Regions from separate parts of the Mus musculus genome. Here all the other regions are linked to region 3. The links are chromatin loops, found by intact Hi-C in ENCODE. Cell type or tissue: heart. All regions are shown on one strand.

Region 1 (5,000 bases), 91 kb before region 3:
CATCATGGCTGGACTAGTATTCTCTATGTGAGACTAGAACTTGCTGCGATCCTCCTGCCTCTGCCAGTCTATACTTGTACCACCATGAACTCATCATCATTGCTGTCACCATCATCATTATATCTTATTTCTATTTGGCTCAAATGGAACATTGGAATCTTCAACTAAACATTCTTTGAAACGTTATAGAGACAGCCTTGTGGGAGCTGCATCCTCTTCTTTCAGCCAATAGTTTCTGAGCAATAGATTCAGATACATTTCACTAGAAGGACATTCACTTTCCACATTCAAGGTAGAGATTAGTAGCACTTGAGTGGGTTGAGACATAGGGTCAAGGGAGTTGGCCTCCAGCTGGGCTTCCTGCCTAGGCTGCCATGGATCCAGCCACTTGGAGTCAGCCTGAGGAATGCAGGTGAGATGCACCTGATGAGCTCAGAGGACTCTAATGCCTGCAGGCTGTGCCTAGAGATGTGCTCTGGACTAGAGGACAGCGCTGGATGGAGGACAGCCTTTGGGCTTCCCCATGCCTTTTGCTTCCCCTATCTCTTCCTCGACCTTGCTTCATTTGCAAGCTGCTTTCTTCCTGTAGGATGGTTCATACAATCCCACCTTTCTCTTTTGTTCTACACCTTTGTCCCCAACTTTCCCCCCAGAAGATAGTAAGTCACTTAACATTTTCCTCAAACCAGTCTTTCAACTGTGCTCATGACTCATTCTTCCCAGAAGGGCCCTTTCCTGTGCCTTGGGCCACAAATCTATTGCTTGCCCACCCCCTACCCTCTGCCAGGATAGCCTTCTTAGAGAAAAGAGAAAAACCTCACTTCGAAATTTTGTGATCTTTCTGATTGGATATCGCCAGAGAAATGATATCTACTTCCTCTCCAAGCTCATACCTCATTTGCTTCCCGCAAGTGTCTAAAATTGTCCATTTCACAGGGTTTCTGGGAGGCTAACTGAAACATCAACAGATACATGCTTAATTGTACATTCTGCTTTGTATTTGTAACATAAATTTACTGAGTCCATATGGTTCACTTTCCTTTCTGTTGCTGTGATAAATATTCTGACCAAAAGCAGCACAGAGGAGGAAAGGATTTATTTCATCTTATCGGCGACATACCACTGAGGGACATAAAGCAGGAATCTAAAGGCAGGTTGGCTTGCTTGTTTCTCTGACAGAAGAACTCACTTCATAGTCACAGAAATACAGCAGTAACCATAGAGGATGCTGCTTGCTAGCTGCCCCACAGGCCATGCTTAGCTAACTTTATAATACAGATGGAACTAATTGCCTAGGGAATGGTACTGCCCACAGTGGGCTGAGCTCTTATATCAGCTCTCACACAGACATGCCCATAAGCCAGTCTGATTCGGACAGTCCCTCCATTGAGACTCCTTTGTCAGATGCCTCTAGGCTGTGTCAAGCTGACAGTTAAGACTAGCTAGAACACTTTATACTTCTTTGCATGACTTGCTGCTAGCTTGGCCCGTTTGCTTAGGAGAATGCTGAGGGTTAGAGACATTTGGTAACTTGTCCAAAGTCATTAGGATACCAAACTAAGCTGTGACATGACCCACACTTGTTTGTATTCTAGAGTTGGTGCTTGTAACTGGTCAGTTTTGCTCCCTTCTGGGGGAACAGAGTAGAGGTGTTAGGATGTGTAGACTAGCCCTCTCCCCCCACTCCCAGTCATATCTCTTCTCCATATCTATAGTCTGTCACATCCCAGATGAATCAGTGAAGCAGTTGACACCTCGATGACTGTAGGACACAGAGTCAGCTGAGCTGGCCCTCAGCATTGACGCTGTGTGGTAGGAAGCAAATGGGTTTCCACCCTTGGCTTTGCTACTGAACTTGTTCTGTGCCGTTAGGGAAGTCCTTGCACAGCCGGGTGGGAGTTTCCGCACTAGCCAAGTGGAAGCTGTGTACGTTTACCGTTCAGTCCTTCCCAGCCCTGCACTTTGTGACTGTCCACTTACTCGTGTTGTCTCTTCCTTTGCAGTGAAAACTCTTTCCTCATTTATCAGCTCTTGCCAAGCACCCTTGGTGAGAAACCTTGCCAATTCCCTCCAGGCTGCACTGCTGCTTGCTTGCCCAGTGCCTCCTTTTCCTGCACATCGGATCTCTGCCCCTTCCCCCTCTACACAGAGCTGGTCTCTTCTCTCTCCTGTCCAGACTCTTAACAAGAGGGGACCTACTGCCCTGTTCTTTTCTGTGCACACGTCCTGGCTTTGTGTGTTCTACAAAGGCAGGTGACTTTAACGAAGCCTGTGCTTGAGAAATAAGTTCAGCAATTACATTTGGGCCTCTGTCTGAGAAATCAGAGGGCTGTCATGGAATCCGGCTGGAACACTGGGGGTGAAGCGGTGAGCGGGTGAGTTTAGGGAGATGGCACAAGCCAGACATGACCCCTGCCCCCATGGCCAGGTAAGAAGAGAGAAAAGAGGAGCCAACCGTCAGAAACCTTGATATGCCCTAACCCTCCAAGTAGGGGCTTGGGCAGCAGCCACTGGCCTCTGCTCTCAGAAGACAGACCAGAAAGGTCCTAGTGCATGGCTTCAGAAGACAGTGAGTGTAACCTCGCAGAGGGCTGGGCAAGGAGCGTTGCTTAGGGAAAAAGTCTGATTTCGAAGGCGGGGCAGAGTCACAGACTTCAAATTCTTTGCTTCTGTTTGAGCAGATAGCAGCCTGAGGGTTGTGGTCACAGGATGTACAGTCCTAGGAAGCCATTGAACATTTAAGGCTGTAAGGAAGGTCTGTTTAGCTAGCTGTTCTGTTCCTCAGTGGAGCACATCATAGCCCCTCCTATCCTGACCGCCCCACCTGATAGAAGTACTAGGGCCTGGGGATCGCTTTCACCTGGAAATTCCACTTAGAAGAAAAGTTGGTCCTAAACCAAACCTAGCCTGGAGTTCGGAGGCATATTCCAGCAAAGGATTCTAAGGCATTCAGATAGAAATGGTGAGTGTGACAGGAATTCAAACGCGGATAGGGGACAAAAACAAGGGAGCCAGTCTCCCTTTTTGGTCTCAGGGAGACACGTCAGCCTGAGTCCCGGCAGTTTCCGAAATCCCGGGAGGGGCGACGGGAAACTGGGGACGGGCTCTAGGGCCCCGCGGCCGGGGCCGGGGCGGGGTGAAGTGTAGGGTTACAGGGATCAGACCAGCGACCCTCCTGGGTAGCACGCTGGCGACTGGGAGCGCGGGGCGCCCAGGGACCCGGCAGCGGGGTGGGGTGGGTGGGACTGGAGGGGGAACGGGGCATCTCTCTGCTGCCCGAGTGCAGAGGCACCCTTCGCCGCGCCTCCCAGCCGCCATCCCCCTGCCGCCATTCCCCTGCCGCCGCGTTGCCCAAGCCAGGATCGTCCCATGATCGCCCCATGCGGAGGGCAAAGTCGCGCCGGGGACCTTGCGAGCCTGTGCTTAGAGGTAATCAGCTCAAGCCGGGGGTCCGGGAGGGCTCCCCCTGACTGGGCCGAGAGGTCTCCGCGGCTGCTCCCGAGAGCCCAGGCTGACATCAGCTCCGCACCAGATGTGGGGACTTGGTGAACCAGATTTGTGCTGGGGCCTCAGATTGTCCTGTGAGGGATCCAGAAGGTTCAACAAGACAAAAAGCAGAATTCGGTTCAGAACTACCCTCCGAGTGCCCAGTACCCCCGTGGGGGATTCCCACGGGAGGCCAAGGACTCGGGTACGCGTGCGGGCCCCTGACGCGGGACTGGCATTTCTCCTGTGGCTGGCAGGTTGCGGTCCCGGAGGATCTGGAGGCTTGGCGGGTGCCGCTGCTCTGGCGCAGACAAAGGCGCGCGGGGCGCCCAGCCTGGACCCCAGGACGCGCCCCGGCCCGGAGGCTCGGGCCTTTCCGCCCTGAGCCTTCTTTGTTCTCCCCAAACAAGTTTCTTGCACAAATCAGGGGTAGGATCCGGCTTTCCCTGGCCTGTTGGCAGTGCCTTGGAAAAAATCTGGTTTCCGGGAGGAAGCACAAACTTTCCAAGGGGGAGCTGGTTGAACTTTTTTGGAACGTGACATTTGTGGCAGACAGGAAAGTGGAACCTCGGCCCGTGACGGCCCCTGACAGTGCAGGGGACCCACTGGTGTTAGCCTTAAGTAGCCAGGCTGGGAGATGAGGTCTCACCTTCTCCAAGTCCCCTGCTTGGGGACCTCAGAAGACGAATCCCGGGCCTGTGCCCCTATTTTCTGCCTCCTTTTTTCCCCCTGGAAAATGTTTGCCTTTCAGCTCTTGTGGTGGGTGTATTGTCTAAATGCCTTTAAGTAGGGATAGTGTGTGGGTTACCTGGACGTCGGCTTCTGGAGACAGGTTTCGATCTCACGGGGCCTTGATGCTTACATTTTGGATGGTATTTGGTCCTTCGGCCCCTCTGCTTCCTGCCCATGGTTCTGTTTCCCTACAAAGACTTAAAGTTTGGCGGGCTTTGCTTATTAAAGTCCTTGGTGATGGTGGAGGATGTCATGCCTCAGAGGTCCACTGAACTCCAAACAGTGTCAACTTGTTCACCGAAAGTGCTCACAACTAGAACTGGGTAATATTAAACAGCTACAATTCCAGAAGACTCTCTTTCAGGGAGTGAAAAGTCAGGGCTTGAAGTATGGAACGCTCATGGTTTCCTGCTTCCAAAACTAGGCTGTGGATCCTGCCAAGCTGGCTAAGATTCTCCCTGGCTGCCTACCACACAGGGCCCAGGTTGTGTTGCCCAGTACTTCAGGATCTCTGGGATTCAAGTTCTTAGAATAAGAATGTACTTAGGTTGAACTGTGTGGAAGAAGAGCAAAGGAACAGACTGCATAGATTTGAACAGAAAGAAAACCAGCAGGACATAGAATAGAAGGTTCTAGAGACCTCTTGTATGGTGGGGCTCCTGATATATGTGTGTGTGTGTGGGGGGGTGTCATATGTAGTACCTTCTGGTTCTAGAGACTTCTTGTTTGCTGGGGTTCCTGGTGTGTGTGTGTGGGTGGTCATGTGTGGAACAGGACATAAA
Region 2 (5,000 bases), 170 kb before region 3:
TAAATCTTTTTTTTTTAAAGCATCCATCTATCTTCTGCAGCTACCACCTCTCTTCCATTCTCTTTATACGCTCTGCTCCATGGACACATTCCTTGGTCTAACTAGAATTTCAGCACAGTAACTGCCTCAGATCTGCTTCATTCAAGGGTGTTGAGGCTTTCACTTTGCAAAGTGTTACAGCCAGATGTTGTGTTACAGCATCTCACCACTTGGTGTCCTCCTGGCCTCTCCTGCACCACTACTTATCTCTACTCTGCTGTGTCTCCCCTCTCACCAGCACTCCCCCTCTGCTAGAGTCCTCCCTCTCACCAGCACTCCTCCTCTGCTAGAGTCCTCCCTCTCACCAGCACTCCCCCTCTGCTAGAGTCCTCCCTCTCACCAGCACTCCCCCTCTGCTAGAGTCCTCCCTCTCACCAGCACTCCCCCTCTGCTAGAGTCCTCCCTCTCACCAGCACTCCTCCTCTGCTAGAGTCCTCCCTCTCACCAGCACTCCTCCTCTGCTAGAGTCCTCCCTCTCACCAGCACTCCTCCTCTGCTAGAGTCTCCCCTCTCACCAGCACTCCCTTGCTGGGGTCCTGATGTGGAATGGAGGAACCCCACTGTGAACCACAGTAGAATGCCCCAGGAATGACAGTGTAGACAGAGGGAAGAGAAAAGTTTTGAAGAAGGAAAGACTATTTCCAAAATCTTCCCATGGTGTAAGGTCATAGGAAGTTGTGTGCGTGTGTGTGTGTGTGCATGCATGTGTGTGCATGCAGGTCTTCTTGAGGCCTTCTTGAGGAGGAGCCAGGTACCTGAGGGACACCAGGCAGCAGTATTGTCACATTGCACTAAAAACATTCGTTTGTTGTTCTTTTCCCCTTCTTCCTTCTTCCCTCCCTCCTTTCCTCTCCTACCTTCTCCTTTCTCTGTCTTGAGACAGTCTTGTCATGGAATCCAGGCTGCTCTAAAACCTGTAACAGTACCCCTGCCTCAGCTCCTGAGTACTGGCACTATGCAGGTAAGCACTACCACACAAGGCCAAAACTTTTTCCTGAGTTGTGTTGGGGAGCTCTGGTCAGACCACTGTCAAGCCTGGCATTCACATTTAATATCCACAGCTGTATGACTAGACTGTATTGAACACTTGGCAACTGATAAAATTATGGATTAGTCACAAGATTAGCCAGAGTTGATGAGATTAACATGTCATGCAAACGGACTTGAGAGAGAAGCCACAACTCTCTCCTGCCTTAATGCACGGTATTGAAAAACTGAGAAAACCTTGCAGGGATTTCATGTGTGAGCTCCTCCTGAGGAAGCTGGGGTCATATACAGGAGTCCTCAGAGACACAAGGCAATGGCAATCTGTGTCATAGTGTCCTTCTGTCAAGCTTTTAAGGTTGCCCGAGTTTGCTGTCTGTTGTGATGAACACCATGAGTGAAAGCAACTTGGGAAAGAAAGGCGTCGGGTGACATGTCCTGATCACACTCCATCACTGACAGAAATCAAGGCAGGAACTCAACAGGAGCAGGAGCAGGAACCACAGAGCAGGAGCAGGAGCAGGAGGAGGAGCAGGAGCAGGAGGAGGAGCAGGAGCAGGAGCAGGAGCAGGAGCAGGAGCAGGAGCAGGAGCAGGAGCAGGAGCAGGAGCAGGAGCAGGAGCAGGAGCAGGAGCAGGAACAGGAACCACGGAGGGCTGCTGCTTGTTTCTCAGCTTCCTTGAATGCAGCCCAGGTCCATCTGTCCAGGGGTGGCACTGCTCGCAGTGGACTAGTCACCTTCACATCTTATCATTAATCAAGAAAACACGGACTTGCCCACAGGCTAATCGGGTGAGGTAATTCCTTATTTGAAGTTTCTGATTCCCAGGTGACTCGAGTTTGTGTTGACTTGATTAAACGAACCAGCACGGGTGGGCTAGAGGCCTATCTAACCAGATGCCTTGTATTAATCAGTGTGCATGAAGTCTATGTCCCTTGTCTAACCAGCTTTGCCCCTGTCGAGGGTGCCTTTCTGAATAGATCCACCAGAGGGCGCATGTACACTGTCCTTTACTGTGCTGGGAGCTGCAATGCTTAGAGAATCAACTTTGAGTTAACTCCAGAGAGCAGCATAGGATTATGAAATCTGTGCTTAAATTCAGATTCCAACAGGCTGGGCGTTGTGTAGGCTCCTCTTACTCTCTTACACTGTCTTCACCATGAGGAGGAGTGGTCTACACTGCGGGAGACAGACCTTACCACAGAAACAGCTTTTTGTTCTGTTCCTTCAGTGTTGGGGGTCAAACTCAGGGCCTCAAATGTGTCAGGCAATTGTTCTACCATTTAGCTACCATCACCCCCCCCCCCCGCGCGCGCGCACACACACACACACACACACACACACACACACATAGTGATTTCATTGATCATGGATGAAGCCTAAGCATCTAAATGTTTTTAACGCCAGGTTTTAAAAGTGCCACATCCCAGTAATGCTACCAGGCTTCAGGCAGTTGCTACAATAAGCCCCATTCTGGCTCTCCTGCTGTGACCGTCACCTAAGTTAACTAGCATCTCATCAAAGCTGCTGGTTGTAAAGAGAAAAGAAACATGCAGCCAGCTTCAGCGCAGCACTGGGTTTGAGTCCTAGAACTTCCACTTGGCAGCCATGAGACCTTGAGTTAATTAGTCACCCTGAGCCTCAGATCTTATAAAAATCCCTATGCCCGTTGTGTAGAATTATTGTAAGAGCGGTAGACGTCAAAGATAATGTAGCTGGCTTTAGTAAGGAGAACCACATAATAAGATCAGATGATCAGTGAACGGATGACACATTTTAGTCAGCACACTTGTATGCCAGGCACTGTGCTAGACTCAAATCTCATAACTCTGCTTAAAGTGCCACTTTTTTTTCTAGATACTTATCAGTTTCTTTTCTCATTGCTGTGACCAAATGTGTGGCACTAAGCAACTAAAGAGAGGACCGGTTTATTTTGGCTCACAGTTGAGGGGATCAGGGTGTCTTGGATGGGGAGGCATTCAACTGTAGTGTCTGGAGAGGCTGGTGGCTCTCTTCTGTACCCATGGCTCAGAGGCAGAGACAGGACAGGAAGTCCTAGCTCGCCAGCAACCCACTTCCTTCAGCTAAGCCCTGCCTCCTAAAGGTTCCACAACCCTGTACAATAGCGCCACCAGCTGGGAAGGAAGGTTACAGCACACATGAACGTGGCTTAAACACAGGGTTGCAAAGAATTTCACCTTCATGGGGGATTGGAAGGATGTGGAAGAAAACATACTTTAAATACATTCCTGTGGGTGCCATGGAGGTGCAGTAATCGTGTCTCATTTTCTATTTAAAACCTTTGGGAGGAATGAAGATGACAAAGCGACATCGTGACTGTGGCTCCTTCCATGTGGCACAGAACAGAGGCTGTAGACTCGGACCATTTCTTCCCAGCGGAAGACTCCGCCATCTCGCGGCCTTGAGTACTCTTGAACGTGGCCAAGTCTATCTCAGAGATGTGCTAGAATTTCTGGCTCTGTCTACCGCTCCTCCTTCTTTCCTGTCCCCTTTTACTGGTGGCAGCTGGGTGCTTGCCCAGGCTCTCTTCCACCTCTTCTTCCTATGGCCCCACCCCATTGATTCCCTGACATGTTTCTGTCTTCCTGTCTACTGCTTGGGAGACCCAATTCTCTTTGTGATGCCAATCTTGTTTTTTTAATAAAAAGCACTTTTAGTCTTAAAATGCCTACTAATCAAAACACGAAATCTAAAAGAAACATTCTACCATGGGATGCCATAACCTTCTAACTGCAGGGAATTAATTTAGCAATTTCCCATGGGAAAATTGACTCATAAATCTTAGCTCACTTCAAGATCCCAAACACGAAATGTCATCTGCTCTTGAAGCTTATTGTCAAATGTCAGGGTTCTGTTGCTCATATTAACCTGTGCTTGGCACACCGATTTGACCCAGTGCACACCGGCCAAGAACAAGCCGGCCGCTGTTTCTGGAAGGGTGAAGAGAAGACTCATTTCTAATGAAGAAAGGATAAAGAGTAGATAAAAGAGAAGATAGAGACCCTTCCTATGTACTTTGTATTGAAGTTTTGATTTGTTTGTGTAACCATTAGCCTTTAATTATGAAAATTATAGATGGACATTATACAACATGTGGAAAAAAAAAACAGTAGAAAAAAAGTCCCCAACATTGGTATTAGCCAGTGAACATGGTCAACACTTGGACTTCACTCCCTTAGGTATACTGCACATGTAGTTTTGTAAACTTTGTTATCAAAATAAAGTCATAGTATGTATAGTTTTCTATTTGATTGCAGATTTTCCGTAGGCATGTTTTAGTGACTAATAACTTACTGTGTAAATGTAACAAATACTTTTCTCTGTTTTTGTTGTATTTTAAGTTATTTCTTGCTATGGGAACATGGCATACAGTTTTTCTCTCCATGTGATTTGGGATGGCTTCCTTAGATTAGGACTCTAAAAGACAAATTACCAAGTCAAAAAGTTATAATACTTAAAAAATTAATCTTTATTATTAATATTGCTTTATGTGTGATTTGTCTTACCTGCACATACATCTGTGCACCATGTGTGTGCAATGCCCACAGAGGCCAGAAGAGGACATTGGATTTCCTGGAACTGGAATTACAGATGTTTGTGAGCTGCTGTGTAGGTGGTGGGAACTGAACCTTGGTCCCGGGCAAAAGTAGCCAGAGCTCTCAAGTCCTGAGTCATGGCTCCAGCTATTCTCATATGTATGTATGCTAATACACTAGAGGCTGGTACTATACTACACATTGAATACATTAGAAGCTGTTAATATACATTGCCAGCTTCTCCCTAAAATGCCACAGGTACTGTGCTCCCAGGATGGTACTATGGTAGAATTTGCATATTCCACCAAGCCAAAAAGGATGGCTTTTGTTACTGGCATTACTTTCATGTGTTTATTGGATTAGTAAGTAAATACAAATTGAAGTTAACTGGTCATTTGCATTTTTGTTTGTTTTTAAAA
Region 3 (5,000 bases):
TGCAAGCAAAAGTTCAAACCAACTTACAGACTCAGACTTTGACAAGCAGCAAGACAAATAAGAACTGCAGTACCAGTTTGAGACCTCAGATCCACCACTCTGGTGTGTCCCCATAGAGGTCTGATTCTCAACCAATGCACCAAATGTAAGACTCTGGTGAGCCTTAACTTGCCGAAGACCCTCTGAGTGAACAATGTGGAGTGGGGGATCAATGCAAAAGCAGAAGGATTTTATTGTTTCAGCATTCTGGGGTCACCCTGCAGATGAAGGAGAGAGAGAACAATCCCACACAGCCTGTTCAGTGAGCTTTTTATACAGTTTTCAGGGCAGCAGCCATTAGGCACAATGTGATTGGCAGAACAGTGTGACTTTTAAACTGATTGGTCTTTAGGGAATGAGGTGGCAAGGACTTCTCTTGTCTGCAGGTAGCCAGTGGTTGAGGAATGTGTCTACGTGTTGACCTCTTCACTTGTAATTGGGTAGTATGTAAGCTGCTCTACCATACATGGTCCAGCTGGGTAAATCTTGACCTTCTTGTCAATCTTCTACTACTACTTACTAGCTGAGTGGTCTGAGGCTCAGTACCATGAGAATGGAGAAAACACACCTTTCTTTTCATTCCTTCCTCTTTCCTGCTGCCCCCCACAACTTCCACTTCCTACCCCAGATCCCATTACTCATAAGGTTTGGACAAGAAATTAGGAAAGAAATGGTACTCAAGTTGAAGGAGAAGAGTTCTTCCTGCTGGGAGACAATGGAAGTGTTAAAATCAGAGACAGTGGTCCAATGGCGCTGCCTCCGGGAGGGCTAAGTGGGAGCTCTCTGTATCCATGTCTCTCGTCACAGTGGAAGCAGAACTTATTCAGCTTTGGTGTTGCTCTTCTGTTTCCTCCTGTGTTAGAGACCTAATTCTTCCAAAGGATTTTCTATTCCCCACTTCCTTTTTCCTTTCTCTTCAACATGCCTGCTTTCAGAAATGACTGAGCAGGCCTCCTGATTCTTTGGAAATTTGCCTCTAAAGAGTTTTAGGGTGAAATTCTGAATGTAATTAATGAATGCTGGTCTTGGGAAAGGCTTCTCAATGCCAAGGCTTGCAGATGACAGTGAACTTAAATCAAGGAGCCTACCAACAGGAGCATGCCTTCTGGGAGTTCCTGAGGTGAGCAACAGTCCCCCACCCCCACCACTGTGGAGAGCTGACCTCTTGGCCCTGCATTCCCTTCAGTTGGACCCAGGTGCTCCAGCCAAGGAATTGAAGTCTGTAACAGTAGTGCTTGGATATGGAGCCTGAAGGCACACTGAAATCTTTCCTAATAATTCATTAAGGGACCCCTGTGGTTACAGGGATTTGGGCAACCCACCCACCTGACAAAGAGGCAGCATTGTGAGCTTGAGAGGTATGTGAGGAAAAGATATGGGTGAGCCCTGAAGCATGAGCAAGTTTATGTTCAAAGTACCAACCCTGAGTGGGCTCTGAGCACAAGGACAGGCCTGTGGCCTTGTTTCCCCCAAGGCCTCACCATCTGAACCCTAGGCTGGCCTGCAAGCTACCTCAGTAAGTATAGTCTTCCCCCCCCGGAGATCTGTGGCTCTGAACGCCTTTTAGGAACAGCCCTCATTTTTGAGAGCTTGAGAGACTTGACTTTGAATTCCAAGGCATCCCAGAAGCACTCCCACCCCATAAGGCTCTCTTGACACTTTGTCAGTTTGTTGAGGACTCCTAGCCACGATCTTTTTGGGGGTTTAAAGTTTATAATGCTATATTGTGAGGGTTTGTTTTGTTTTCTTTGTTTTTGCACCATTCTACTTCTTCTCCTGGGCCAGCCCATGAATAAGTTGAGAAACTTGTCAGGAGCTTTCCTGTGGCGGAGTTCACGAGTGGACAGAAAGGCAAGGTGAGCCGTGTTCTGGCCAGAGACATCATCAGCGGCACAAGAGCTCAGATCAAGGGCAGAACAACGGAAAACTCACCATGTGTTCTTCAGGGAGCGTGGTGGACGCATGTCAGAAAGAGCCTGAGCTGGAGAGTGTAACCCACACCTCGGGTCGCACTGGAGAAGTCCATACAGCTGTTTGGAACCCTGGTGTAAATGCTTTAGGTTCTGTGAAGTGCCAGATTAAGATCAGTATCCCGCAGACAGAGGTGAGAGCGCTAGCCTAGGCCTTCATGGAGCTCCAGCAACGAGAGACCAGGAACCCAAGGTTGCTTCTCGAGAGGCTGGTGCCGGGCATGGCGGCGCATACTTCAATCTCAGCACTCCTGGGGCCAGCGAGGCAGGAGGATCTCTGTGATTTTGAGGCCCACCTGTCCATATAGCGAGTTCCAGGACAGTCAGAACTACAGAGTGAGACCCTGTCTTGAAAAACAAGCAAACATGCTAATGGATATAACACTGGGTACATGGTGGACTCCACACTAGGACAAAGTAAGACATTCGAGGACAACGTGAGTGCCTCCAAGTTCAAGTGGGGATGCGGAGTGTGATGTGAGGGTAACGTCTGTTCAGAAGGCAGAAGGAATGCTGAAGGCTTTGACTCCAGGACTGTAGAAACCCTCAGCAAGCTCAAGTCTCCCGACATCGCTCATCGCCCATGAGGACGCTGTATTCAAATGGCGCCCTTTAGCGTCTGGATTTGCTATATGGTGGGTGTAGCACTTCCAGATTCTCCCCACAGCTCCACTGTGGAGAAAGAAGTGACCATTCCCACAGGTGTGTCCCTTGGGTGCCGGGAATCTAGAGCAAAATTCCTATTTGTGGTCTGTCACACGACGAGAGTGATAGGCTTCTTTGTGTCATTTCTTTCCCAAATAAGTCTGTGTTGCTAAAGATCTAACCATACTTTTAACTTCCTTCTAGGGGTGAGCTAAATGTAAAATAGTGACTAGTCTTTATTAGGAAAATCAGAAACATTGCTTTTATAATGAGCATTGAAAAGTTTGTGTGTGTTTAATAAAACTCCTCCAGTCAAAGGGGAAAGAAGTTCCACCTTTGGACATTGTGACAGTGGTAGGAAGTCTTGACATTGCTCTACATGAAATGAGAGCCCGACAGAGCTCTTGCTTGGCGATGGGGGTGCCACCTAATGGCCAACTTGGGGAATGACCACAGCTTTCTCTGGGCGCTTAACCTAGGCAGGAGGAGCCTGGGTAAATGTCTGATACTCCTGGAAGCTTTTCAACGCTCATGTCTGACTGTAGACATTTGCTTCTGGTGCTGCTTCCACAGCTCTCACACTCTTAGGACAGGCCTGGGTCTCCAGAATTACATTTTCTGAGCAGAAATGTGCTAAGTCTAGCTGCTGGAGCACAAGAACAGAGGAGAAGAGGAGGGCCTGTACAGAGAGGGAAAAGCCATCTGGCTTTCTAGTCTCTGTTCTTGCAAAGAGATCATCCTAGAAGTATCCCTGTGGCTGCAAACTACTTACAGAAGAGTGAACCTAAAATGGTCACAAAGAGGCCCTTGGGTATTAAAAGACATGAGTGCCAGGAAGCTCTCTCTCTTTCTGTGTATGTGTGTGTGTGTGTGTGTGTGTGTGTGTGTGTGTGTGTGTGTGTGTGTTCTCTGCTCCTCAGCCCACAGAAAACCAGTTTCCATTCTGGGTGTAAGAGCATTTTTAGTGTTGGAGAGAAGTCTCAGCAGTTAAGAGCACTTGCTAGTCTTACAGACTAGAGTTCTTGGCACCTCTAACTCCAGGGGTTCCGGGATCCTCCTCTGGCCTCCACAGGCACCATACTCATGTACACACACACACACACACACACACACACACACCATAAATCTTTCTAAAGAGGGTTCTTAAGGGTTCCATTGCCTTAACCCCCCTTTAGATATATGTCTGCAGAAAGATGTCTCCAAGTGTCTTGGGCAGATAACATCATTTACTAATGACCTTCCTCTTGTCTACACCACCTGCCCAGTGTTGACACTGCCTGCCTCATCTCTTCTTTGCCTACCCTACACCTCTACCTTCTGCTCCATGCCGACCCCACCTGCCCGTGCCTATGTGGCCTTCCCCACACTGTCACTGCCTCCCCTCCCTACATGGCTTACCCACTCCTATAATGCCTTCTCTCTAAGGCTTGTTATGATTTCTAGAGTTGCTGCTTTCCTTTCATGGACCTTGACTTCTCCGGTGGTGGGGTGTTCACTCACTGTGAATACAATGACTTCCAACCCCATGTTCTCTGAAGATCTTCTAGTGAATTCAACCCAAGTTATGTACCAAATGTTAAGAGTTTACTGAATCCTGAACAGACCAAAAGGAGCCTCATCCACCAACAGGCTCGGTCAGGGGGCTGGACTGTGCTGTTGGTGGAGGTGGGTTGAATGCAAGAAGAGACACACACAGAACACATGCCACAGAACTAGGATCTTGGGTGCTGAGGTAGAGTTTGGGAAATGAGCTGTGCTGAAGGATTCTGTACAGGAAGAAGGAGATGGTGACCCCATCAAAGCCTTGGTCAAACCGAGTGGGTGCTGGAGCAAAATTTGCTTGCTGTGAGGTTTCCAGTCAGCCTGAACCTCCTGGGTGTCTCCATATGCCCACGTCTCTGGATGTAGAGCTGAAGGTTGGGAAGTCCTCACGTAATAGCCTACAGGGAAGAACTATTTACTTTGTGCCTTAGTTTCAAAGGTTTCCCTTGTCAGTCCTTGCCTCCATGGGTTTTGAGCCTGTGGTGAGGTGGGGATTGGTGACCGAGACCACTCAGTTCATGGCTGACAGGAAACAGGAAACATCAAGCAAGAGCTGCGTCCCAGTGCTGTCTTTCTATTCCAGCCAGGCACCTAAGCTTCTGGGCTGGTGTTGCTGGAATTCAGAGTGACTCCTTTCCCCTAATTAATCCTCTCTGCAAACATCCTTGCAGACACACCCGGTGTGCTTTCCTAATCTCCTCAATCCAGTCATGTTGATAATCAAGTGTAAACATCACAAGGTTTATCCCTTAAGGGTGCTGGGACAGCAGCTGCCTCTGTCTGCTGATGGAGGGCAGAGTGCCA
Region 4 (5,000 bases), 240 kb before region 3:
ACACACCAGAAGAGGGTGTCAGATCTCATTAGAGATGGTTGTGAGCCACTATGTAGTTTCTGGGAGTTGAACTCAGGACGTTTGGAAGAGCAGTCGGTGCTCTTAACCGCTGAACCATCACTCCAGCCCTGACATACCATTAATACACACACACACACACACACACACACACACAATACAGTTTTCATATATGAATGATGGCTGGAAGGCAGAGTTGGTGATAAATCCATTGTCAATGTCTTTACAGGGAAAACATTTCTATACTGTGAACCGCATAAGAGAATCAAGGAGGTTTTGGAAGAAGAACTTTCAATCAAGAGAGATGAATGCCATGTGAAAAGCCCACCTACAGGTAATCTTGCCTCAAGGAAGTACGTTTGCTAAATGAATATGAAATTGTCTGTTTGATGACAGGCTGGTTATTTTATTTGTAATGAAACAATAACCACCAAAAGAAGTAAGTCCTGGGAAACCTTAGAATGCTTGTTTGGCCTGTGTCTGAATATACCTCCACATATAGAGGAAAATGAACTAAATCTTCAACACATGCTTTGCTGTCCACTCTTTTGGATACTTACTTCTGTTTAATCGTAAGTAGAACTCTTTCACATGCTTGGGACACACAGTAACATCTTCAGACTCATCTATATATATTTGCTCAATGTCAGGGGTTCCCACATGATACATTGTACCTGGATGCCTAGACTACCAAGTTCTCAGGTGACTGGTGCTCCTTATGCAGAGCCCGTCCCTGGCAACTACTGTCACAGCAGAATTCGAATCACTAAACCACGTCAGATCACCCAAAGATCTCATTTCAGCAAAACAGGGCACACGAGTGCTACAACTGGGTACAGACAGCTCTCAAGATGGATGACGTGATGCCTGTACTCAGACGTAAGTCTGGGATGACTGGCCCTATGTGCCTGTGATTCCTTTCAGCAACTGATCACTGGGAGAATATTTATAATCAGGTTTTTTATTAGAATGTTTATGGGGTCTTGAATTTTCTAGGAGAAACAAGCAGGTCAGCAGGATGGCTCCTGGCTAAGGTGCCACTGTGAAAGAAAGCCCACTCAACTGAGTTCAGACCCTAGAACCTACGAGTCCCAAATCTCCTTCGTGCTCCTGTGTACAGCACCCTGAACCAAGCAACTTCAGCGGAGAAGGCTTACTTGAGTCCCAGTTCCAGGTCACACTCCATCATGGCAGGATGTCAAGGCAGGAACATGAAACTGTTAGACAAGCTAGTCAGGGGCAGAGAGAGAAAATGCAACTCCATAGCTCAGTTTGCCCTCAGAGAAAATGCAACCTCATGGCTCAGCTTGCCCTCTGTACACTAATTCAGTCTAGGACCCCAAGCCCAGGGGCAGTGCTGCCCAATCTGCTGGGTCTTTGCATATCAATTAGCATAATCAAGGCAATCCGCACCAACACGCCCCTAGGTCAACCTGATTTTGGCAATCCCTCATTGAGACTCTTCCTGTGTGATTCTAGGTTGTGTAGAGCTGACAGGTGAGTTAATCACCACATCCTATAAACGCAGAAAGAGAAGCAACTCCACAAGGCTGTCCTGTGTTCTTCACATGCATGCTACAGCGCACACACACACACACACACACACACACACACACACACACCCCTCATGCACATATGCAATACTAATGAAAAGTAAAATAAGTGAGAGAGCCTGAGTACAGTGTTCAGAGAACTGGCAATTGGAGAGGACTGTTCTGGGAAGGTGGGGTCTGATGAGAGATGCTGACAACCTCAAGGTGTCATCCAGAATCTAGTCCCTTTCACATTTCTAATCAGCCATGGGTCTTGCTTTGAGGTCTTACTATATCATCAATGGCATGCAGCATCTTCAAGAAAAGCTTTAAGTCTACTCCACATGCTGTGAGTAGATGTAGAAAGGCCTATGGATAATATGGTTTGGGTGGTTAAGCAACTTCTGTCAAAAGTTATTATAATAGTTTAGATTTAGCTTCATTGTTTCGAAGGACCACATAGAAACTAAATAATGTACTTGCCATTCTCTGAGGAGGAAATGTGTGTTGTATAATTCTTGCTGAGTGCATTTTAATGTGAGACAGCCTAAGAGAATAGGAAAGAAACATTTGTTTTTGTAAATATTTTTATTCACTTAGCATGAAGCTACCGAGGGCTGCATTTTATGGTATCCACCAGAGGGCGCACAAAGGCACTATTTCGCCTAGAAAAGTCTCAGAGTAGGAATTGGTATAAAGTCCTGCTTTAAAGGGGTCCTCCAGCGTAGGGACCTAGTACCCAGGGAGAGCGATGGATTCTTGCCCACTGCAGTGTAGACAGCCCCTAGCTGGCCATTGATCTTCGTGCAGGCAATCCCTAACTGGCCATTGACCTTCTAGTAGGGTGTGCAAACAACCTGAAGACCGCTGGAGCTTCTCCTTCAGAAGACACACATTATCACACACAGCCCAGACTCCATGTGCAGCATTCAACTGCTACAGCTGCTATCTATAGATGCTAAGAATGAGTGCACATGGAGGGGTTACCTGCGTGTCATTCATCTTTTGTTCCTCTCTCTTCCCTGTTGTAAGTACACTTTGGTCCCCAAAACCAAAAAGTTTCTTTGAAGGCCAAAACCTGTGATTTCCCCACCGTATCCATGCCCTCAGTGGGACCTGGCATGGGTCCCACTCCTTTTTTCCGTTCTCAAGGCCTCAATATGGCCCAAATACCAGCAGTCTCCATTCCCCTGGCTCAGCTCCTATCTTTCTACCACCCTTTTCTCCCTTTCTTCTCTACCTCTACTTGGCCTCAAAAATATGGATAACTCACCCCACCCCCTTGTTTGAGTTAGGGTCTCTATATGTAGCCTAGGCTGGCCTCAAACTCATAGAGATCTACGTGCCTTTGCCACCCAAATGCTGGGATCAAAGCATGTGCGACTACATTCAGCATCCCGGTCCTTTTCTCAGACGCTCTAGAATGATAACCACTCCAAAATGTCTTGCTTTTGTTTTCCCTCCTCAAATCTTGGAGCCTACTTGACTTTCCAACTGGATGTTTGGTTGCATTGGCGGTATAGCGGTGAGCATAGCTGCCTTCCAAATGGATGTCTGATCGACTCTTCCCCCGCTCCCCGGGTTAATACATCCTAAAGAGAGCTCTAATTCTGTACCCAGATTATTTTTTACCCATTCTTCAAGGGTCTTCCCCACACCAAGAAGTAGCACACACTCCACTTACTTGATTAGAGCAACATTTAGAAGTCAAGCCCTTAAGCTCCACTTCAGACCACAGCTAAACTTGCTGACTCCATGTGTGGATGCGCCCTAAGTTTCCCCAGCTGTTCCCTTGACCTCCTCCATCCCTCTCCTCTCCCGAGAGAAGCTGGGCTTGCGGCTGCTTCCACTGTGGTCTCCTAAGTGCTCTCTGCACAGGAACCAGAATGGTCTATAGGACTAATCAGATCACCTCCATACTCAAACATCTACAGGGTCTTTTTTATTGCTTTAAATTAAATTCCATCACTTGGGAGGTAGAGGCAGGAAGACCAGGAGTTGAAGGTCATTCTTGGCTCTATCATAAGTTCAAGGCTAGCCTGGACTACAGCAAGAAAGGAAGACCGCAACGAGAGTTGGCCTTCACAACATTTTCATATCCAATGCAATGTGGCAGATGTGCAGAGCCCTGCTCTAGATTGCAAACTGCTTTCTACCTGCTAGATCTTCTAGGGCAAATATTTATGGTCACCTGCCTTTGAGAACCTGAGAGGAGCCTTTTTTCTCTTTAGAGAGGACAGAGGAGGAGACTGGCTTGAATGGGAGGGGAAGATTTAGGTTAGATTCAAAGAACGGCTTTGACTTCGTAAGATCTTGACAGAAAGAGACTGTGAAGTCTATACTTAAGAACCTAGAAAGAGGCTGACTCTCATCTTGATAGGTAGTGTCAGCCAGTGTGAGAGAGGCTATGGTAGCACTCAGCTTGGCTAGCCAAGGGCTGCACCTCTGCAGATAGACTCTGAGGAGTTCACCCTTTGACAGTGAAATCACTGTCCTTTCGAAAACAACAGCAACCACTTGTTAAACACAAAGCACTCTATATGCATCCCATCCACATCCAAGAAGAATCCTCAAGGTGGTATTATTATCCCCATTTCAAATCTAAGGAAACAAAGCCAGCGCGTTAATAAAACTTGTTCGGTGTCTCTCAGTTGATGGTGGAAGGGCTGGGACTGAAGCCCCACTCTGCTCTGAGCCCAGAGACTGTGTTCCCTCTGGGCATTGCTTTCTGTGGAATCTTTTAGGGAGTTACCAAGTGTCATGAAAGCATTGGTGAGCTGCTGCTGGCTCTCAGGAGAATATTCAGCAATAAGATGCTCACATGTGTTCAGAACCATATAACAAGTCACAGCAACTGACCTGAGTTCACTAACTCAGTCACTGTGGGCTGTGCTTTTCCTTGTGGGTAAATTTGTCATTGCTATTCCTGTGGTAAATCCCATTGAACAAAGCAACTGGGGGAGGAGAGGGTCTATTTTAGCTTATAACTCAAGGGCCACACTTCATCCCTAAAGGAAGTCAAGGCAGGAGGTGATGCAGAGGCTGTGGAGGGATGCTGGTTCCTGGCTTGCTCAGCATGCTTTCTTATATACCCCAGGGCTACCTGCTCAAGTTTGGTACCACCCACAGTGAGCTGCCCCCCCCCATGTCATCAATCAAGAAAATGTCCTCTCCCCCAGGCTTGTCCACAGGCCAATCTAATGGTGACATTTTTCTCAGTTGAGGGTCCTCTTTGAAAATGAGTAGCTTGTGTCAGATTGACATAATACTAGCCAGCACAGAAGTTAAAGCAATAGCTAAGCAGATGTTTTTAGGATATGTTGGGATTCAAAGTACAAAGTATTAGCAACACTTAGACACGTGCTGCTGTGTAGGCACCCTTCTCAGGACTCGAGACCTGCCATCTGTAGATCACAGTGCAGACGCCATTTTCCAGGTGTTCAGCACTGT
Region 5 (5,000 bases), 130 kb before region 3:
GAGTTTGAGACCAGCCTGGTCTCAAACAGAGTGAGTTCCAGGACAGCCAGGGCTACACAGAGAAACCCAGTCTTGAAAAAAATAAAACAAAAAAGTGCATCCACATATACATCTGCATGTGCTGAGGTAATTATTGGAAATTAAAACAAGAAATAGTAACAGCTGCACGTGGAGAGAACTTTTGGGGTGTCACAGGTTAGTGGAATCTCTCCTTTTGATCATATTCAACACCTATGTTCTTTAAAGTCAACAAAAAGCATTTTATTGCATTTCTTATATAATTGAAGATAATGTCTGCTCAAACCCTAAGCCTGTAGGAGGACGTACTCTGTGCCTCAGTGCCTCCATATTAAAAGAGCTTGGGGAGCTTTTAGGAGACGTGGAAGCCTGGAGTCTGCCCCCAGACGTCCCATACTCTGCCTCACATTCAGTACCTTAACATGTTTAAAAGTCCCCTAGAAAGTTCTAATGCACAACAGAAGATGGGAAACTCTGCTGGAGGGAAGGGGAGGCACATAAGGGTCCCCGGAAGACCACCATGGCGAGGCAGTCTCAGCATTATGGGTATTTGGAAAGACAGTTCAGAGCACTCTCTAGCTTCTCTGTTGTGTTGATGTGAAACTAAACTCAAATAAGCACTAAGAAGTGGGGCAAACTGTGCTCACACTATGTACATGTGCAGTTCTGGGACAGGCCTTTTATTCACCGAGGTCGAGCTGCTTAGCTCCTTCCACATAAGAGGATATAAAGAGCCTATCCTAGCCATGACCCTGAGAAATCACACCAAAAATTGACAATGGGGTATTCCCACACTGTGACTGGCATCAGAAGGTACGGTAGATTCTTTATTTGGAGAGCCGCTTTGTTCTAACAACGTGGCTGGAAGCCTGGTCTCAAAGGAGGTTGAAGAGCTCACCTAGTGGGTTTACTCTCCACCAAAGACTCCTCCCTGAAGGGGCTAGACCTCTACTGTGGGTAGCTGTTTCCCTCTCTGCTCCACTCTGCGCGTCTCTCCTGATGTCTTCTTCATCCTGACTGATCCTGTCTCTATATTCTTGGCTTACCTCTGATTGGGTGAGATTTTCAGCACTGGGTGACAGTCTTACTCAGGGTTTCTATTCCTGTACCAACACCATGACCAAGAAGCAGTTGGGATGGAAAGGGTTTATTCAGCTTACACTTCCATACTGCTGTTCATCACCAAGGAAGTCAGGACTGGAACTCAAGCAGGTCAGGAAGCAGGAGCTGATGCAGAAGCCATGGAGGGATGTTCTTTACTGGCTTGCTTCCCCTGGCTTGCTCAGCCTGCTCTCTTATAGAATCCAAGACTACCAGTCCAGGGATGGCACCACCCACAATGGGCCCTCTCACCTTGATCACTAATTGAGACCATAACTTACAGCTGGATCTTGTGGAGGTATTTCCTCAAGGGAGGCTCCTTTCTCTGTGGTAGGTTCAGCTTGTGTCAAGTTGATACACAAAACCGGTCAGTACAGTGATTATAGGAATAAATCCATTTTTCGAATGTATGTGGCCCTATGGTTGGCAGGGCCCGAGGGATGATGGGAGCAGGAGAAACAGAATGATCAAGCCACCATGTGATTGAATGAAGAAAGTGAGCAGAGAGGTGGGCTTCCTTCGTGTGGATAGAACTTGTGCCATGCGTAGCCAATTAAAGCCATGCATTAAATCAGCACTCAGTGCATGAGCTGGAGTACGGAACTTCCCAGTGCTGGGGGAAGTCTGGGATTCGTCTCCAAAGTCCTGTTCTGACTGCAAGAATCTAGACTTCTCAGAGGTCTCCTCAGCAGGAAAGGGCGGGGTGAGAGTGTTCATTTTTCCCTTAATTTTGAATATTGGCTTTGTGTAGCTATTATAATTCAGTCCACTGTGACGTGAAAATGTACAGGGGGCTGTGAAAAATGAGATGTGAAAACATAAGGCATTTATATTAACAATGCCTTTTTTAATATGATAAGTTGTTTTGTTTTTAAAGATTCATTTATTTATTAAGTACACGGTATTTATTTATTAAGTACATGGTATTGCCTGCATTTATGCCTGCAAGCCAGGAGAGGGCACTAGTCCTCATTACAGGTGGTTGTGAGCCACCATATGGTTGCTGGCAATTGAACTCATGACCTCTGGAAGAGCAGACAGTGCTCTTAACCTCTGAGCCATCTCTCCAGCCCAACAATGTCTTATATTAACAGCATATAATAGTACTATCTTGACTATGTAGAGTAAATAAATTATATTACTAAAATTAGGAGACAGGGGAGATCGCTTAGTGTTTAGAGAGCTGGCTGTGCAAGCATGAGGACCAGAACACACAGAAAATGATGAGTGTTGTGGCAGCCTGTTTGTGATTGCAGCCTCTGATGGATTCAGGGATCTTCAGAGCAAGCTGGCTAGAGAGGCGAGCCACATTTGCAAGCTCTGGGTTAGGTGGAGAGACTTTCTTCTGACCACCATTGACCTCCATGCGCAGGTACACACAAGGGCACTTGCACCTACACACATGTGAACATACATATGCACACATGAACACCATATTAATACATGGAAATGGAAAAAGAAAATAAAAAACATTTCACCTGTAATTGAGAGATTAAATTAAAATTTAAAAGTAATTTAAAAATTACTTTAATTTAATTTTTTAAAAATGAGTAGACTCAAGTTGAATGCTTGGTTCTCTCCAAATTCAAAGTCCTTTGGCAAAGATCTAGCCCTCCTGGTGGTTGAATTTAAAGGTGGGGCCTTGGGGAGGGGATAGATTCATATGAGGTCATGGGTGGGATGCTCATGATAATGAGGGTTCTTGCAAGAAAAGGAAGAGAGATGGAGGCTTCCTGTCTCTCTCCACCTTGTGAGACACAGGGAGTGAGTGGCAAAGGGCCTTCTTTGTGACATGTAACCAATCAGTTGGCACCTTTCTCTAGTATTCCTCATCCTCCAGAGCTGCTAGACACAAATGGCTGTAGTTTAAACCACTCCGTTATATTCAGTCGCGATTGCTAAAGTATGCAACGATTAGAGAATTCAAAATTATTTAAGGACCTTATAGGGCTGTTTTGGATGGTAACTTACTTTTTCCCCTCCAACTCAAATATGTCAAGATGCACCATAGCCTAAGCTCTATTCTTGCCAACACTCTATTTTTGGTTTGTAATCAGAGCTGTGGCAGTTTCTCTCATCTGGCTCTTTGTCTCCCTGGCCTCAGCTCAGTGCCTTCTCTAAGACAGTTAATCCTCTGCAGTGGTCTCCTGGAACCGTGTCCAGTTGGTGCTGTTTATGGTTTTTCCCCAGAAAGCTCTTGCAGTGTCCCTTTGCCTCTTCACCTCTGCTGCTCTTTGCTGGCTTCCCTTCTCCATCTGAGAACTGGCACACAGGACAGCTGCACTCTTACCCACTTTTTCCAGTGATCTTCTTCCAGAGAAATGTACCCTAGCCATCAGCCAATGGAGCCATCACAGAGACCAATGAGAGCCTTCAAAAGCTCCTCACAGTTCATGCTTACTCTATGTGGAACAAAAAAGGACCAAGATACTCTTCAAGTGTTACCAATGACAACCAAGAACAATGGCTACCATCCATGGTTGATATTTATTAATGTGGTCAGGATTTCCACTGGGCACATTATAGACATTTCTCAGTTGATTACTACAGTGACCGGACAAGCATGTGCTGTGATTCAATGTTAGAAATAAAAAAAAAAAATCAGGCTCGTCAGGTTAGCTTGCCCAAGACCACTGATACTAGTGGGATTTAGCTTCAGAGCTATCCCCGAAGCCCTTACTGCTAGCCACTATGTCTACCCTGCCCCCACAGGCTGTTGTCTCACAGCTTGAGCAGCCAAGTTGAAATGCAATACTGATTATGGAGTGATGTCTATAAACACATTCGCTAAGACTGACAAGTTGTTGAGTATTTGTGTATTGTTTTGCATATTCTTTAGCTGATGTCTGTTTTTCCCAAAATTGTGCTCAGGAAGGGAGAAGAGATTTTGTGAGCCCCCTTTCGCATACTGGAAAAACTGAGTTTGGGGAAGAGTCTCATGTTGGGTCAATACACTAAGAAAACACAGATAATTCCGGCCTCTTCAAACACTTTTTTTTTCCTTTGTTCATTAACTTGTATCTGGACATGTAGCTGGTGGGTTTTAGTGAGAGAGATTTGTTTTGACTGCAGGTTACCTGTCTTGTATGAGGAGCTGTGTTTCTCAGCTGAGAGTATAGTATACCACTCTCTACTCAACAAGCATTGCCTGAGTCAGCCTGCTCATTGTGCTCCCAGCGAGAATGTAAGGATAAGGGTAGGGCTTTGTCCTGAGAAGGTGGCCTTAATGTGGTAGACCATCATCTTGTGAGAGGAGTGGTCTCCAGTGAAGATGGACTGTGTTAAAGTTCTAAAAAGAAAGGGAATCAGGAACTAGTCTGCATGGGAAGGTCCTGATGGAGAGAGTCCTGGCTTGGTCCTCCATGGACCAGCTTTAGAAATGGAAAGCCTGAGTTTAGTAGAGAACCTCATAACTTTTAACTTCATTAGGCTTCCTAAAAATATGCCTGTAGCCATAGCTCCCTAGAGAGTGGCAGTGTGAATTATTTATTGGCATACTTAAAATATTAACATCAATAAATTATACCATAGCTTTGAAAACACCCTACCCATTTGGAGAAGCTAGTTTTAAATAATGTTTTTCAAGTTATTGAAATTTCCTAGTTCTATGATGTTAGGAAGATTCTCAGAAACAAGTCAGAAGCACAGAATAATTGGCTCAATGCTCAGACGTCAAGCATTTCAGACAGAAGAGGATTCTGTCCTTCCAATGCTTCTCTACCTTTTATTCATCCAAAAACCAATGTCTCCACAGTACATGTTCATGTAGTTTTTTCCCCAAACATTAAGTGCTACTAAATTATACCTTTTGAATGTTAGGAGCCCAAGTATCTCTTTTTCTCTATTTGGGTTATTCTGAGCTGGATGGAATGGATCTTCCG
Region 6 (5,000 bases), 490 kb before region 3:
GCATATCATCTTGTAAGGACCTTCAGCACAGGTGGACGCTTGCAGAAAACAGGAAGCCTTGTAAATCTCGGTCTGTGCTGCTGTAGTTTTAAGTCCATGTTAAATTGTCATTGTGGAAATGCCAAGTTGTGGCCAGTCTGAGTTGGCATTGGCTGAGCCTCAGATTGTAGCAGGGATTGCTTAAGGTAAGGGTTGGCAGGGACCTGAGCTGCCACAAGACCACTGGAGCAAGAGAAACCCTCAGTTGTTTTTGTTTTTTTTTTCCAGATGTTGGGGTCATAGAGTAGTCTGGGGCTGCACAAACAGAACCCAGGTCTGCAAGTCAAGGGGACCTGCTGGGATGAGCGTCTGAGGCTCTTTCTGGAGCTGAGCTCATTTGCTATGGCGGTTCTGAGTATCCCAGCTCTTACCAGGCTCTAGGACTGGGGACAGAAAGTGAAGAAACCTGCCTGGTCAACCCTCAGGCTTAGCTGGGAGTAAGGGGCTCCCTCCCTCCCTCCCTCCCTCCCTCCCTCCCTCCCTCCCTCCCTCCCAGAGGTTAGAGTACTGGTCTGAGTCATTTCAGGGACTAGAGTACTGGTCTGAGTCATTTCAGAGCCTGGACAATGAGACTACTTGGACATTGACGATGTCTCTAAGTTACATGTTTGCCAGAGTGAAGCTGAGTCCCCCCCTTGGAGGAAAGGGACATCGTCTAGAGCATCACCCGTGTGCTTTCTTTGGCTCTTTATGCAGGGTGTTTGGCATTTATACACATATGACATACCACAAATGAGGAAAATCCAGAGAAAACTCACAACAGAAACATGTCCGTAGGAGGTCTTGATCAGACCCATCACTACTACCAGTGGGCTCGAGGAACTGAGATACATGGAGGTTGTCTCAGGGAGCTGGAGGAATCAGGTTTCCTAGCTGCAGACAGCGACATGGAGTTCCTTTTAGCTGATGTTGATCGAGGGCCCTCATGCTCTGCTTGGCAGCAGTGGGCCACAGAATGCGTCTCAGATTCTCAGATTCTCCCTGGTGGTGAACTGAATTAGAAAGAGAGACAGAAAAGATAAAGCATGGTTTTCCCAGAAACCCAGGGACAGAGCCGTGAGTTCTCCTGTCCCTCAGCTGTTCTCCGAGTGGAGCCCAACTCACTGGATCTGTTATTCCTCAGTGCTCCCGCTGCAGGGCTTTAGTGAAGCGACAGCCAGGTGGTTGTGGGTGAAGAGTGAGTGTATAGAAGTAGTGATTGGTAAAACAGAAACAAAAAACCTGGCTCTGTTCTTCTCAGAAAATGTGCCTTCCTTACACACAGCTGGGTGGACAGGAGGGAAGGGTGTGACCAGGAAGACTGTGTCCCGTGAGTCACGAGAACGAGGTGGCTGAGAGGCTGGAGACCACATGGAGATGCTGAGCTAACAACCCAGCAGGACTGCCTAGGGCAGCACTTCTCAACCTGTGGGGGAGTCGCATAGCAGATATTTACATTATGATTCATAACAGTAGCCACATAACAGTTATGCAGTAGGAACAAAATAATTTTATGGTTGGAGGTCACCATGGCATGAGGAACTGTAAAACTGGTCGCAGCATCAGGAAGGTTGAGAACCACTGGCCTTGGGAGTGTGGGGTGAGGCACTTCCCGGAGATGCTTCGTCCTGTTGGGAAGCAGGGTGGCCACGGCACAGTGGAATGGAAGCAGGGTTATGGAGAGTAGGATCTGTGACTGCCAAACAGGCATATGGCAAATGCTGGACCAGTGGGAGCCGCTGCGTGGGCCTGGCAGTATGCTTGGTTCTAAGAGTCTGTCCTCAGAGCCAAGTCGTGGTGGTGGTTAGTGGTGAGAGGAGAGGCAGGGGAAGCCTCGCCAGTTACAGAGGTGGGTTCTGGTCGGCAGGAGGGGAGCAGGGAGAGCCTAGTGTGTCAGAGAGGAGAGGCGTGGAGACCACCAGTCAGGCTCAGGGAAGGCTCTGGTCAGGACAGAAGCGGAAGGATGTGGGCGCTTCTGAGAAGGGAACGTGCCGACAGCACACAGGGCTTGATACCACACAGCCAATCACAAGGTGACACCAAGAGATCTTGAAAGCCACACAGTCACTGTTAAAGCTACCCCAGGAAGACAGGCACTGTGTTTATGCTTATGTGTTGTGGTAGCAGCTGACCAACCACTGGGGTAGCATGCCAGGTGTCTGGGGCGCTGACATAAGCCACTTCTCCTATAAATTAAATTTGTCCAAGTATTTTATCACAGCAACAGAAATGAAACTAAACTAGACATGGAATTGCAGGTCTGAGTAGAAATCCCCACAATGGCACACTGGTGTGCAGGCTCACACTGTCTGAGGAACAGCAGTCTAGTCTGGTGGCGCCCACTCGGGGCACCTGTCAGGGTGATGTGTGGAAGCTGTGAGACCGAGGGTGTAGAAGGGATGGTGTCTCTTTAGTTCCTTTCTGTCCCTGTGATAAGATACTGAGGAAAAGCAACATGGAGAGGAAAGGGTTCATGTGGTTCATGTGCAGGTCGTAATCCACCACTGAAGGAAATGAGGGCAGAGACCAGGAACATTGCTTGCTGGCTCACACTCAGGCTCACACTCTGGCTCACACTCTGGCTTGCACTCAGGCCCACACTCTGGCTCACACTCTGGCTTGCACTCAGGCCCACACTCTGGCTCACACTCAGGCTCACACTCAGGCCCACACTCTGGCTCACACTCAGGCTCGCACTCAGGCTTGCACTTAGGCTCACACTCAGGCTCTCACTCAGGCTCACACTCAGGCCCACACTCAGGCTCGCACTCAGGCTTGCACTTAGGCTCACACTCAGGCTCTCACTCAGACTCGCACTCTGGCTCGCACTCATGCTCGCACTCAGGCTCTCACTCTGGCTCGCACTTAGGCTCTCACTGAGGCTCGCACTCGGGCTCGCACTCAGGCTCACATTCTGGCTCACACTCTGGTTCACACTCAGGCTCATACTTACCTAGCTTTCTTACACAGCTCAGCACCAGCTGCCCAGGGAGTGGTGCTGCCTGCAATAGGCTACTTCCTCCTATCAGTTAGTAATAGTGACAGCCCCTGCCCCTGAGACACACCTCCAGGCCACTCTAAGTGAATTCATCCGAGGCTCCCCACCAGGTGACTATAGGCTGTGTCAAGCTGACAGTCAAAGCTACTGAGGACAGACTCTGGGGAGCAGTGGCACTGAGAGGCAGGAGTAAAGGGCAGATTATCCTGTACATATAAGCTTGTCAGTACAGTAGGGTGAGCCAGATGCTTCCAGGGCTATTCTGGGGCAGAGACCAAGATGAAGGACATGGGTGTGGTGGCAGGGGTTGAATTTTGTCACCCAAGATTATGTTGCCATCTTAACCCTGTATACTGAGAGTATGACTTGAGTTGAACAGTTTGTTAGAGATTCAGTCGTGAGTTATGAGGACCAACCCTGGAGCTGATGGTGTCCTCTTACGAGGAGAAAAATTGCACATAGACACACGTCAAGGGGAGAGAATGTGGGGACACTTGTGGGGGAGGTGGCCTCCCCAGGGCCTTCGGAGGGAGTTCTGTAGGACTGGCCTACAGAACAGTCAGAGAAAAGACTCATTGTCCACGGCCTTGCAGTGTGTGGGATTTGATTGTGAGAGTCCCGGAAATGAGCAGGGCTTACAGTCAAGATGGCTCACTGTTTAAGAGCAGGCTCTGGTCTGCAGAGGACCTTGGTCTCTGAGGCTCTTAGTTTTAGCATCCACCCCTGCCTGTACCTCCTGTTCCAGGGGATCCGACCCCCACACATACCTAATACACACACTCTCACACACATAGACATAATTAAAAATTAGGTAAATCTAAAATATATACTTTTCCAAGATTGTTCCCTAACTAGAGAAGTAGCCCATGCCAACTGGACATAAAGCTGTGGCTTTGGAGTTGGGCACAAATCAGTAATCATAGCTGCTATATTCCCACACGGAATGTTTTTCAGTTTTTTGCCTTGTAAAAATAAAATATAGAAATATGTTTAATCTAAAACTTAAAAAAACAGTAAACATATGTTATAGTGGTACAATTTACATGTTAAATAACAATGCAATAGGATGATCTTATATAGCTTTAAATAGAAGAAATGGGAGAATTTTCAGATTACAAAACCCCTTTCCTCAGAACAGTCTTTTTAAGTCACTTTTTTGAGTGACTAATCGTGCTTAATTCCTGTTGTTCAGCTTACAGTCCTCTGCATATCCATCCACTGAGCTCCGACCTCCCAGACAAAGCTCAGTGTCCACTAAACTCCCATTCCTCAGCTCTTGGCAGCCGCCTAGCTTGTGTGTCCACCAGGCATGGCTCTCAAGGGACTAGGGGTTCAGGGTGTGTGTAAGCATGTCTCAATTCAGTGCCAGCTAAACTCCAGAGACATTCTTCAGGGTAATGTTCAAGTGTCTGTCACCATGGACTGGCATTGTCAATTCTCCCTGTTGACTAGGCTGACCTTCTCTTATCCCTTCCTCTGGACTCCTACCCCTGCTTTTTTCACAGCTGATGGCTACCCCTGGCACTAAGAGCAGGTATTTTTTGCTGGGCAAGTGAGTGCATCCAGGATACCAGCAGAGGGCGCTCTAAGACTGCTTGAACTCTGTTCTCTAGTCTCGTTCAGCTCATCATGGACAAAGATTAATCAGATTTCTCTGAAACAGAGCACTTAAAAGAAAACGGGAAAGAATAGAAAATACTTAACAAAGTGGGCAAAATATTTTTCTAAAGCAGAGTCATAGAGACTTGGAGGATTCACTGGAAACCTCTGGCATTACCTGGAATATGTACAAACCCGGGAATGAACCCCACCCACACTTGCTAGAGTAGAACTTTTAACATTGGGGTTAGTGCCAGGAAAGTGGTGTTCTCAGAATCCTTCAAGATTCTGGGCAGGCTTGGATCCCTGAGTGGGCGCCACCAGACTAGACTGCTGTTGCTCAGACAGTGTGAGCCTGCACACCAGTGTGCCATTGTGGGGATGT

What was found. Peaks named below come from ENCODE experiments on the same cell type or tissue, not always from the same donor. Only the 100,000 strongest peaks of a DNase experiment are listed, where the experiment ranks them.
Region 1: a loop joins it to region 3, with 2.1 times the contacts of the local background. A loop is called at or near these places in 2 of 42 quality-filtered maps.
Region 2: a loop joins it to region 3, with 7 times the contacts of the local background. A loop is called at or near these places in 37 of 42 quality-filtered maps.
Region 4: it touches region 3 in a loop (2.7-fold over the local background); 19 of 42 quality-filtered maps call a loop at or near these places.
Region 5: a loop joins it to region 3, with 4 times the contacts of the local background. A loop is called at or near these places in 4 of 42 quality-filtered maps.
Region 6: a loop joins it to region 3, with 2.8 times the contacts of the local background. A loop is called at or near these places in 6 of 42 quality-filtered maps.

What each region holds. Positions count from the first base shown.
Region 1 is chr9:14,613,163-14,618,162 of GRCm38, reverse strand. It overlaps Amotl1 (angiomotin-like 1), which reads left to right and starts at 3,163. Exons shown (of 13, transcript NM_001081395.1): 1 at 3,163-3,429. The coding sequence starts at 3,381. In heart, no CTCF peak of the experiment used is centred here; DNase peaks (open chromatin) are centred at 2,498, 3,122, 3,462 and 3,912; H3K4me3 peaks cover 2,561 bases; H3K27ac peaks cover 3,174 bases.
Region 2 is chr9:14,696,196-14,701,195 of GRCm38, reverse strand. No RefSeq gene overlaps it. Among named protein-coding and RNA genes, the nearest start is that of Gm10706, 5.8 kb to the left of the region's middle. In heart, CTCF peaks have their summits at 2,012 (motif pointing right) and 3,152 (motif pointing left); a DNase peak (open chromatin) is centred at 2,005.
Region 3 is chr9:14,521,938-14,526,937 of GRCm38, reverse strand. No RefSeq gene overlaps it. Among named protein-coding and RNA genes, the nearest start is that of Cwc15, 24 kb to the right of the region's middle. In heart, no CTCF peak of the experiment used is centred here; a DNase peak (open chromatin) is centred at 3,087; H3K27ac peaks cover 263 bases.
Region 4 is chr9:14,762,209-14,767,208 of GRCm38, reverse strand. 1700012B09Rik (RIKEN cDNA 1700012B09 gene) reads left to right here. Exons shown (of 4, transcript NM_029306.3): 2 at 248-352. Among named protein-coding and RNA genes, the nearest start is that of 1700012B09Rik, 6.3 kb to the left of the region's middle. In heart, a CTCF peak has its summit at 2,182 (motif pointing right); no DNase peak of the experiment used is centred here; H3K27me3 peaks cover 1,591 bases.
Region 5 is chr9:14,651,290-14,656,289 of GRCm38, reverse strand. It overlaps a transcript of Amotl1 not described here. Among named protein-coding and RNA genes, the nearest start is that of Gm7607, 9.2 kb to the left of the region's middle. In heart, a CTCF peak has its summit at 2,082 (motif pointing right); no DNase peak of the experiment used is centred here.
Region 6 is chr9:15,015,333-15,020,332 of GRCm38, reverse strand. All of the region lies in intron 2 of Panx1 (pannexin 1), which reads left to right. Among named protein-coding and RNA genes, the nearest start is that of Panx1, 28 kb to the left of the region's middle. In heart, no CTCF peak of the experiment used is centred here; a DNase peak (open chromatin) is centred at 1,906.